Linked DNA regions of Homo sapiens: region 2 is linked to region 1. Evidence: chromatin loops called from intact Hi-C (ENCODE). Cell type or tissue: IMR-90. All regions are shown on one strand.

What was found. Hi-C counts contacts between places; a loop is a spot of excess contacts. Peaks named below come from ENCODE experiments on the same cell type or tissue, not always from the same donor. Only the 100,000 strongest peaks of a DNase experiment are listed, where the experiment ranks them.
Region 2: it touches region 1 in a loop (3-fold over the local background); 18 of 110 quality-filtered maps call a loop at or near these places.

The regions. Positions count from the first base shown.
Region 1 is chr4:22,511,960-22,516,959 of GRCh38, reverse strand. It overlaps ADGRA3 (adhesion G protein-coupled receptor A3), which reads left to right and starts at 894. Exons shown (of 19, transcript NM_145290.4): 1 at 894-1,432. The coding sequence starts at 1,176. It overlaps MIR12115 (microRNA 12115), which reads right to left and starts at 1,648; the gene lies at 1,575-1,648. In IMR-90, no CTCF peak of the experiment used is centred here; DNase peaks (open chromatin) are centred at 1,559 and 2,839; H3K4me3 peaks cover 2,467 bases; H3K27ac peaks cover 1,838 bases.
Region 2 is chr4:22,408,486-22,413,485 of GRCh38, reverse strand. It overlaps ADGRA3 (adhesion G protein-coupled receptor A3), which reads left to right. Exons shown (of 19, transcript NM_145290.4): 14 at 96-304. Among named protein-coding and RNA genes, the nearest start is that of MIR12115, 100 kb to the left of the region's middle. In IMR-90, a CTCF peak has its summit at 2,664 (motif pointing left); no DNase peak of the experiment used is centred here.

The DNA of each region.
Region 1 (5,000 bases):
TAATTTCTCAAGGCAGGAGCACAGAATATATTTTATTAGCATGATATAGTCCTTGTAAAATTTTAAACATAGGGTAGGTAAGCCCTGGGCTTGCAAATGTTAGGGCGAGGCTGGAAGTCAGAGTAATCAATTCTGTTGGGGTTTCTTGGAGGGTTTGCTCATTATTGCTCGAACTGGTGAACATCTCAAGTATCTTTGCCTGTCGAATTTCTTTCAAAAGGCTGCCTTTCTAGTGAGGTCCAGATGCATCCTTTAGAGACCATCGCTGTTGTTGCTGAAGGCCAGAAACAGCTTCAGATTGTTCACTGTATTGAAGAGGAACCTGTTTACTGGCTCCAGTGTATTTGGGACAAATAAGACTACCATAATGAGGTGAGAAGGCGATTCCTTCCGAAACACTTGGTTTTGGGTACTTTTCCCATAGGGTTGGTCAGGGAAATTCCCTACTCTCGTCCCTACTCCATCCTCCGGGCCAGGCTCCTTGGGCCACATGGGCAGTCTCCAGGAGCGCACAAGACTGCTTTGTCCTGTGCCCGCGGTGCGAGCGCGGTGGCGGCGAAGGGAAACGAGCAGGAGAGTGGCCACCGCGGGTGGAGTTTGGACTCGAACTTTCCTCCGTTCGGACTCGAACTTTCCTCCGTTCTCTCTACGAGTTACTGCCTTCCCGCGGGCTCCCCACAACTCCTGCCCGGAGGCCGAGGCCCGGGCGCGCACCGGGTCGGAGTCGGGCTCGGCAGGTCCCGGGAGCGCGCGCCTCCTCCCCGAGGTCCCGGGCAGCTGCAGACACGGGGAGAGCAGGAGAGCCGGGAAAGAGGAGGGGAAGGGGCGGGGGCGGCCGCCGGCGGCGGGCGGGGAGGAGCCGCCGCGCGCGGGTCCTGGCCAGGGGAGGAGGCAGTGGCGGCGGCGGCGGCGGCAGAGGAGGAGGAGGAGGCGGTGCTCGCGCCGGGCGGTAGAGCGGCGCTGGGACCCATGCGGCCGTGACCCCCGGCTCCCTAGAGGCCCAGCGCAGCCGCAGCGGACAAAGGAGCATGTCCGCGCCGGGGAAGGCCCGTCCTCCGGCCGCCATAAGGCTCCGGTCGCCGCTGGGCCCGCGCCGCGCTCCTGCCCGCCCGGGCTCCGGGGCGGCCCGCTAGGCCAGTGCGCCGCCGCTCGCCCCGCAGGCCCCGGCCCGCAGCATGGAGCCACCCGGACGCCGGCGGGGCCGCGCGCAGCCGCCGCTGTTGCTGCCGCTCTCGCTGTTAGCGCTGCTCGCGCTGCTGGGAGGCGGCGGCGGCGGCGGCGCCGCGGCGCTGCCCGCCGGCTGCAAGCACGATGGGCGGCCCCGAGGGGCTGGCAGGGCGGCGGGCGCCGCCGAGGGCAAGGTGGTGTGCAGCAGCCTGGAACTCGCGCAGGTCCTGCCCCCAGATACTCTGCCCAACCGCACGGTCACCCTGTGAGTATCTCCCGCGACGCTGGGTCCTCTCCCGCTCGGCTCTTTCTTATCTCTCCGCTCAACTTTGGAGCAGGGTCCAGCCGGCACCCACGCGCCTTTGTGTGGAGCTGTAGGCAGGGGGCGGTGCTAGGAAAGACCTCGTGTGCTTGGCATGGGTGCAGTTCAGGGAAAGGCAAGGGAATCTGCGTCCGAGCTGCCTCCCAGCTCCACTAGTTTGCAAAGTAAAGTTTTCGGGTTCTCAGGCGCTCCCCGCGCTGTCCCCGGCGCAGCGCTTTTGGGCTGCGCGGTGCCACGTGAGGATGCAAGTAAACACGCAGTCAACAGAGTTAAAGCTCATTCATCCTGGGCTTGGGTTTCCAGAAAACACAATGCTTGATTGCAAGCGCCAGTCCTTCTGCTTCTTTGCAAATTAAGTTACACTTACGTGGTAGAGTTTGCAAAACACAAGGACTGTGTGCGAGCCCAAACCCCAAGACGCTTCCTTTGCCTTTTGCTATCTTAGTTTTATTACAGTTAAAGAGCACCTTTTAAGATAGAGTTGTTATTAAGGGCTGGAAACATTTCAGATCAATCTGTTTATGTACCTTGCAGTCCCGTTTTCGTGTCTGTGAGGGCTTATATTTAAAAGCCAGGAACATTGGAACTGAAAACCGTGGGTTTATTGAGCCTTCCAACTCGAGGGATTTTTGATTTTCGGATTGAGTTTCCACCTGGAAGGAAAAATTTTGGTAACTCACTTGTGCTGGGATTCACGGTTCAGTTTTGCAAACGTAGTTTTGCCAATTCTAGCTGAACAGTTGGCCCCAGTGACTGTCGAGTTTGTTTTCAGAAGGATGAATTGGTTTGGAAAGTTTTGAGTCTAAGTGTTTCTCATGGGTATTTTGTTCAACTGAAATGTGAGTCCCTTGGCTCGGGGTTCCTCTATGTTGTTTTGGTTGGTTTCCTAAAAAAAGAATCAAGGCAGCCACTATACAAACATGAATGCAAGGACCGCAGCATGATCTATGAAAACACTTAAAGTATGGTTTTAAATGTAACCCAAATTCAGCAGGAGTATACACAGGTAGGCCAGGTATACATTTCATTACTAACACTTTTGTTTACCTTCATTTCCATTTTTTGAATTAGGAAACGTTTAACCATGAAAATTGTGTCTATGTGTCTATTTATGGAGGCATGAAGATGGATGAAAGAGTTTTTGTTTTATTTGACTCCGTTACTAACACGTTACCATGTGGTGGTGGCAGCAGTTATATTTATTTATTTCTTAGTCAGATTCTTTGAAGTGGAAATTTTCGGTATGGGACTTTAATTACAGTCCAAATGGAGAAAATCCCAATGTTGGAGGAGATTTTCTTTGTTACTCTGCAAAAATTAGTCATCATGCAGTTATGTTATAAACATTTAGGTTTTGGGTCAATGAGTGACATTTACGTTGACTCATGTTTAGGTCCAGTTTTTCTGACCTAAAAGTGTCCACAATTTCAGCTGGATTAGGTCAACTACTAGTAAATTGTTGATTTTGCGTTGCAGAAAAAAATAGGGGATATGGTGGTAAATTGATTTTCAGCATATTACCAATTAAACTATTTTTCTACAATTTTTAGAAACTGGTTAAAATATAAGTAACTATGAAATGTCATTTCAATCCAGTTTTTTTTTTTTTTTTTTTTTTTTTTTTTGCCTGAAAGCTTTTTAGATGAAAATAAAGTTAAGGTTGGGCATGGTGGGCTCACACCTGTAATCCCAGGGCTTTGTGAGGTCAAAGCGGGTGGATCCCTTGAGGTCAGGAGTTCAAGACCAGCCTGGCCAACTTGACGAAACCCTGTCTCTACTAAAAATACAAAAATTAGCCAGGCGTAGTGGCGTATGCCTGTCATTCCAGCTACTTGGAAGGCTGAGGCAGGAGAATCACTTGAACCCGAGAGGTGGAGATTGCAGTGAGCCGAAATCGCACCACTGCACTCCAGCCTATGTAACAGAGTGAGACTCCCATTCAAAAAAAAAAAGAAAAAAAAAATTTGTTTAGTGAATGGGAAGAAGATACAATTAAGGATCAATTAAAGCTGTTCTGCTGGTTGTGGTGGCTCATGCCTGTAATCCTAGTACTTTGAGAGGTGGAAGTGGGTGGATCACCTGAGGTCAGGAGTTCGAGACCAGCCTGGCCAACATGCTTAAAGCCCCATCTCTACTAAAAATACAGAAAATTAGCTGGGCGTGGTGGCGTGCACCTGTAATCCCAGCTAGTCGCTACTCGGGAGGCTGAGGCAGGAGAATTGCTTGAACCCAAGGAGAAGGAGTTTGCAGTGAGACAAGAAGGCACCATTGCGCTCCAGCCTGGGTAACAAGAATGAAACTCCATCTCAAAAAAAAAAAAAAAAAAAGAGGAAAGTTGTTCTGGCTGAAGAGGGTTCAAGGTATATGAGGCCCCCTGTAGAGGGGTCTTATGGGCCAGTTTCCTCATTTTACTGGGGAAAGAGTTAGAGTTACTGTAGATAAGGGACTTGCTCACCAGAATTCTCATAGTAGCATCAGAGTCCACGTCCCAGATTCCTGTCCTGCAGTTCAGATGCTTTCTCATTCCTCACCTTGCCTTCATCTTAGTTGAGCACAGTTTTTGTTGAGTGGCCTCTAGGTAGTAGGTAGCGTGTTGAAGTTTGGACTGTGTGTTAGTGCCTAGGGCTGCTGCAGATTACTACAGGCTTGGTGGCTTGAAACAACAAATTTATTCGCTCATAGTTCTGGAGGCCACAAACCCCAAATCAATCTATTAGCAGGGCCATGCTCTCTCTGAGGACTTTAGGAAGAATTCATGCTTGCGTCTCTCATCTTCTGGTTTTCCTTGGCTTGGGGCAGCATCACTTAAGTCTCCGCATCTGCCTTCCATTGGCCTTCTCCCTGTGTGTCTGTGTGTCTCAAGTCCTCTCCTTTCTCTTATAAGGATACCAGTTACTGAATTTAGGGTCCACCCTAGGTCCAGGATGATCTCATCCCAAGATCCTTTAATTAAATACATCTGCAAAGACCCTGTTTACAAGTAAGATCACGTTAAAAGGTCAGGACTTGGACATTTCTTTCTATGAAACACTGTCCAGCTCATGACAGAATACAAATAAAAACATGCTCTTTCTTCTCCAGGAAATTACAGATATTTGGGGAGAAAAATTCATGACTAAGTCTCAGAACAGTATGGTCAATGCTCTATTACCAGGGTGCACATGTAGCAAAAGAAACCCAGAGGAGGGCAACCAGGGCCTCCTTCTCCCTCAATCCTAGTGGGATTGAGGATCCTGAGCCAATTCTGGAAAGAGGAAAAAGATCACTGTGGGGCGGGCGCAGTGGCTCACACCTGTAATCGCAGTACTTTGGGAGGTTGAGATGGGCAGATCACTTGAGACCGGGAGTTCGAGACCAGCCTGACCAACATGATGAAACCCCATCTCTACTAAAAATACAGATATTAGCTGGATGTGGTGGCTTGCACCTGTAATCCCAGCTACTAGGGAGACTGAGGCAGGCAGGAGAATCGCTTGAACCCGGGAGGCGGAGGTTGCAGTGAGTGAAGATC
Region 2 (5,000 bases), 100 kb after region 1:
AAGATCTTGCAGAGTACCCATTACTGTAGAAGTTGACATTTATAATTGGTTATGAAGTTTGTTTCAGAAATATTTTTATTTCCCATTTTCTCCAGATGGTGTGAATGTAGATACCCACCACATCCCTGTTAATGTGACACTGCGTCGAATTGCACATGGAGCAGATGCTGTTGCAGCCCGGTGGGATTTCGATTTGCTGAACGGACAAGGAGGCTGGAAGTCAGATGGGTGCCATATACTCTATTCAGATGAAAATATCACTACGATTCAGTGCTACTCCCTTAGTAACTATGCAGTTTTAATGGTATGGCAGTTGTTAACTTTATGCATAAACACTATTCTACATTTTTGCTATGCATAATTAAGCTCAAATGAAGTGTTTTTTTGTTTTTTGTTTTTTTTTTTTTTTTACTTTTAACATAATTTGCTCCCTTTGATTATATGAGATGATATGTGTTCTAATTTTGATTTTAAAGGGAAATTAAGTTACTACCAAGTGAAATGTATGGGATTGAGTTTGGTATATAGGAATTTTAAATCAACTTTATAAGTCAATCAGTTCAGTTAGTCTTTGACCTTAAAACTTGGAGAGACTGTTGATGCAGATTCCCTCTGCCCAGAAAGAGTGATTTCATTTGCCGAAGGATACACAGTGAGTAGTGAAAGAACATTTTCCTACTTTGCAATCTAGCGCTGTTTCCCACTACATGTCGTAATTGTTAGACTCTATTTAAATTTAGAATTAATCATGATAATTTCATTTTTGTCATTGCAAGTGACAGTATTGACACAAAGAATGTCTTTTCAGTTTTAATGCCAGTCTAGTGTTGTTTTCTGTTATTTGCCGTTGTTAACACTAATTACAGGTTGAGTCTTATCTCTTATCTGAGATGCTTGGGACTAAAAATGTTTTGGATTTTGGATTTTTTCAGATTTTGGAATATTTGCATTATCACTTACCAGTTCATCATTCCTAATCCAAAAATCTGAAATCCTCCAAGGAGCATTTTCTTTGAAAAGTTTTAGATTTTGGAGCATTTTGGATTTAGGATTCTTGGGTTAGGGATACTCAACCTGTAATTTTTGGGGGGTAAAATAACAGTTATTAATGTACAGGAGCAAGTGTTTTTATTAATGAGGTCTTTAAGTGAATCTGACGTCTGAGCAGATAATTATGAAATAAACCATGCTAGTTCTTATTTTATATTGTAATTATTATAAATACTGACATCAAGGAGTATATTTAGAGTACGGTGGAAGGAATTACTGACGAGTGTGAAAGACATTTCCCAGAAATGGTTTGAGGTTACTCTGGGTGTGAGGAACTTCTATGTTATTTCTGATTCCAGCTGTAAATCTGTTTTCTAGAAAATGTTTTATCAAAGTGCTAAATACCTTGAAACATGATATATTTTACATTTCATGAATTTTTCTTTTCTTAAAAAAATAGCATTTAGCACTAGAAATGATCTTGAAGTAAACCTGAATTATAAATAATTTTCTTTGACTCTTGTATGTTTTTTTTTGTTGTTGTTGTTGTTTCAATTCAACTTATACCTTACCTGGTACACAGGTCAAGCAAGCAGAAAGGTGAATAGATTATTTATCAGAGTAAAGGGATTATCTTTTCATTGACATAATTGAGCATTTTATACAAGTGCAAGCAACATATTTAAACATGTATGTTTATAGACTCGGCTATATTTGTATATTTGTATATATAAAGGACCTTTATTCAATTGGGATTAACTTTAGTGTTGACAGTTTATGATTCTGATTCTCTTTGTAAATGGAAGATGTCTTGATTTCTGTAAGCATGAGTCTGGTTTCTATAAGTTCACATTTTATTATTGTGTAGTCAACTTATATTTATTTTTTGTTTTTTTGAGACAGAGTCTCACTCAGGTTGCCCAGGCTGGAGTGCAGTGGTGCAATCTCGCCTCACTGCAGCCTCTACCTCCCAGGCTCAGGTGATTCTCTTACCTCATCCTCCTGAGTAGCTGGGATTACAGGCAGGCACCACCAAACCCGGCTAATTTTTGTATTTTTAGTAGAGACTGGGTTTTGCCATGTTTCCCAGGCTGGTCTTGATCTCCTGGACTCAAGTGATCTGCCTGCCTCAAGCTCGGAAAGTGCTGGGATTATAGGCATGAGCCACTGCCACCTTTTAAATTAAAGCATGAAGCGTTAAAGTATGTGGCATTTTCTCTTCCATTTTGAAAGTGTTTTCTCATTCAGTTTTGAATATAAAATAAACTGTGATGTACTGATGAGAAATAATATTCAACATTGTCAGAAATTTATAAGTTAACAAGAAAAAATTGAGCAAAATAAATGAAACACAAAACATACACAAAAATGCATTTTATAAGCCTTCGCTGTGATATTGCACCATGTGAAACTTTTATTTTTATTTAGTCTAATACCAGTTTAAAGCATCTATTTGTGAACTTCCTAGCTGTTCTTCAAAACTATTAAATTAGTATAATCCTTTTCTGGAAGGAATAAGCTATTCTTTTATCTTTCAGACTTTTAATCTCTTAAAAAAATGTAATACACAATTCTTTAAAGTTAAAATACTGTAGTACTAAGATTTTTTTTCTATTTATTTTCAAAGACTTTTTCCTTTTCTTAAATGTAATTGTGCCATCTAGAGGCAGCAAAGAGAAATGTATTTGAAATTGTTGACAAAATTAAAGTTACTGCATGGGAGTTAGTTGCTAATTAAACATAAAGAAAAAGTTAATGAAATTATACCCACTTTTAGGTAAAGTTATGTTTAGGATTGAAAAAATTGTTTTTAAAAAATTAGAAAGCAAATTAGAAAGCAGTGTCTTTTTTCCTTATATTAAGCTTTTAAAAATTGATAAAATCCTATGTCTCTTGAATACCATCTTAATATATCCTTTTATATAGTAAGTCTAAATTCCTATCTTGGGATATAGTCCATAAAACTTTCCTTTATCTGATTTTAAGAGTTTTGAATTTTTAAAAAATGCGACATAAAGAATATACTTGTTCATAAATCTGAGTATACATCCTGCTATACCAGTTATTTACTAAGGTCTCATTGGGAGCCAGAAAAAAAAATTAAGCAGAAATTAGGTTTGCTTGAATGATATGATCTGGAATAGCCAGGTGGGGCAGGAAGATTCACAGGAGCTGGTGTCTGTAGGAAAAAACAAAGAAAGAAAACTGAATAGAAAGTAGGGTTATGATTAGGTTCAAACTATGTAGTGCTTAATACTTTAATCACTAGTGGTGAAGATAAGCTAATTTATATACATTGATTCCTCTTTTGTTGTGTTCACCTAAAAATATGAAACTAGAGAGCATTCATTAATTTTCTTTTTCTAGTGATTCTTTTACATTTGTTTATATAAAACATGCTGAATACCATCTTAATATGTCATTTTATAGATTAAAATGGTATTCAAAGCAACTTTGATATCATTTACTCTATAATTGAACATAAATGCTAGTGATGTTTTTGTTTAAATAATTTTAAAATAAGTACTATACTCACATGGATGTAATGTTTTATTTATTTCTACACATTAACATACAGTGAAAGCTGGAAGTCCTACCTATCTCTCGTATCACACTGATAAGTAACTACTGTTTGTTTCTCGCGTATTGTTGAGGAGACCCTCGTGTTTATGGAAACAAAAATGAGTATATGTTCCTATTTTTTTGCATTTTTGCACAAAGGTTGCATACTACACACACTGTTCTAAACCGTGCTTTTTTCTGTAGAGCAACATTTCTTAACTATGATGGTGATAATGTATCTTAAAGAAGAGGATGGTGATGGTGGTAGTGGTGGCCAATCTTTATTAAGCACTTATGTGTCAGCCACTCCTCTGATGTCTTTATATACATTCAGTTACTCAGCTCTTATAACAGCCTCATGAGAAATAGTACTGTCATCACCCCCACTGTACAGATGTGGAAACTGAGGCAGAGAGAGGTTAAATGCCATGCTCACAAAGCTAGTGCTGGTATTGGGATTTGAATTCACAGTCTCATTTTGGGATCTGTGTTAATAATCCCTCTGCTAAGTCTCCTTTCTGAAATCCTCTCAATATACGAGTTTCCTCATTCTTTCTTATCTCTGAATATTATGTTTCTACCATAATTTATTTAGATATTTCTCTATTGTGTTTGTTTCTAGTGGTTTGTACAGTGTCATTTTGCACATTTAATTGAGCATCTGTGAGACAAATTCTCCAAAGTGGAATTGATAATCAAAGGGACCAACTGGTTTAAATTGAGGTATTGAGCAAAGTGCACAAATATTGGTTATATTTTTACAAAAGAATGTATAAGAACAAGATTTGTAGTAGAGTGCTGGACAGTGCTCCTGTGTTTCTCTCTAGTCAGTTCCTGCCACCATCTCCAGGAACCACCCTTTTGATGTCTCTCACTATAGATAGGTTTGGCCTGTTTTTAGACTTTAGTTGTGTAGTATGTACACTTGTGTCAGGTTCTTTCCTGTCATTACATGGTTGGAATTTATCTTCATTTTTGCATTTAGCAGCAGTTTATTCTTTTCCATTGCAGTGTAGCAGTCCATTGTATCAATATGCCAAAGTTTGTTCATTTTATCATTGATAGCCATTTCTGTTTCTAGGTTTTGGGTGTCAAGAAAAAGCTGCTGTGAGTACTCATGTATATGTTTTATGATGGACATGTACACTCAGGAGTGAAATTGCTAGATTGTAGGCTTTCCATGTGTTTAGCTTTAAGTAGCTAAAGCCATGCAGTTGACCAAAGTGGTTATGTTGGTTTACAGTCTCAACAGTAATGAGAGTTCCAGGTGCTCTACATTTTGACCATGCTTGGAATTGTCAATCTTCAGTTTTAGTCTTCTGGTGGTAGTGTTGTGATGTATCATTCTAGTTTTAATTTGCATTTCTCTGGTGACTATTGATGTTGAGCACTTCTTTAGCTTTTTATTGGCAGTTTGGATATCCCCTTTTCCTGACGTTCCTGCTCAA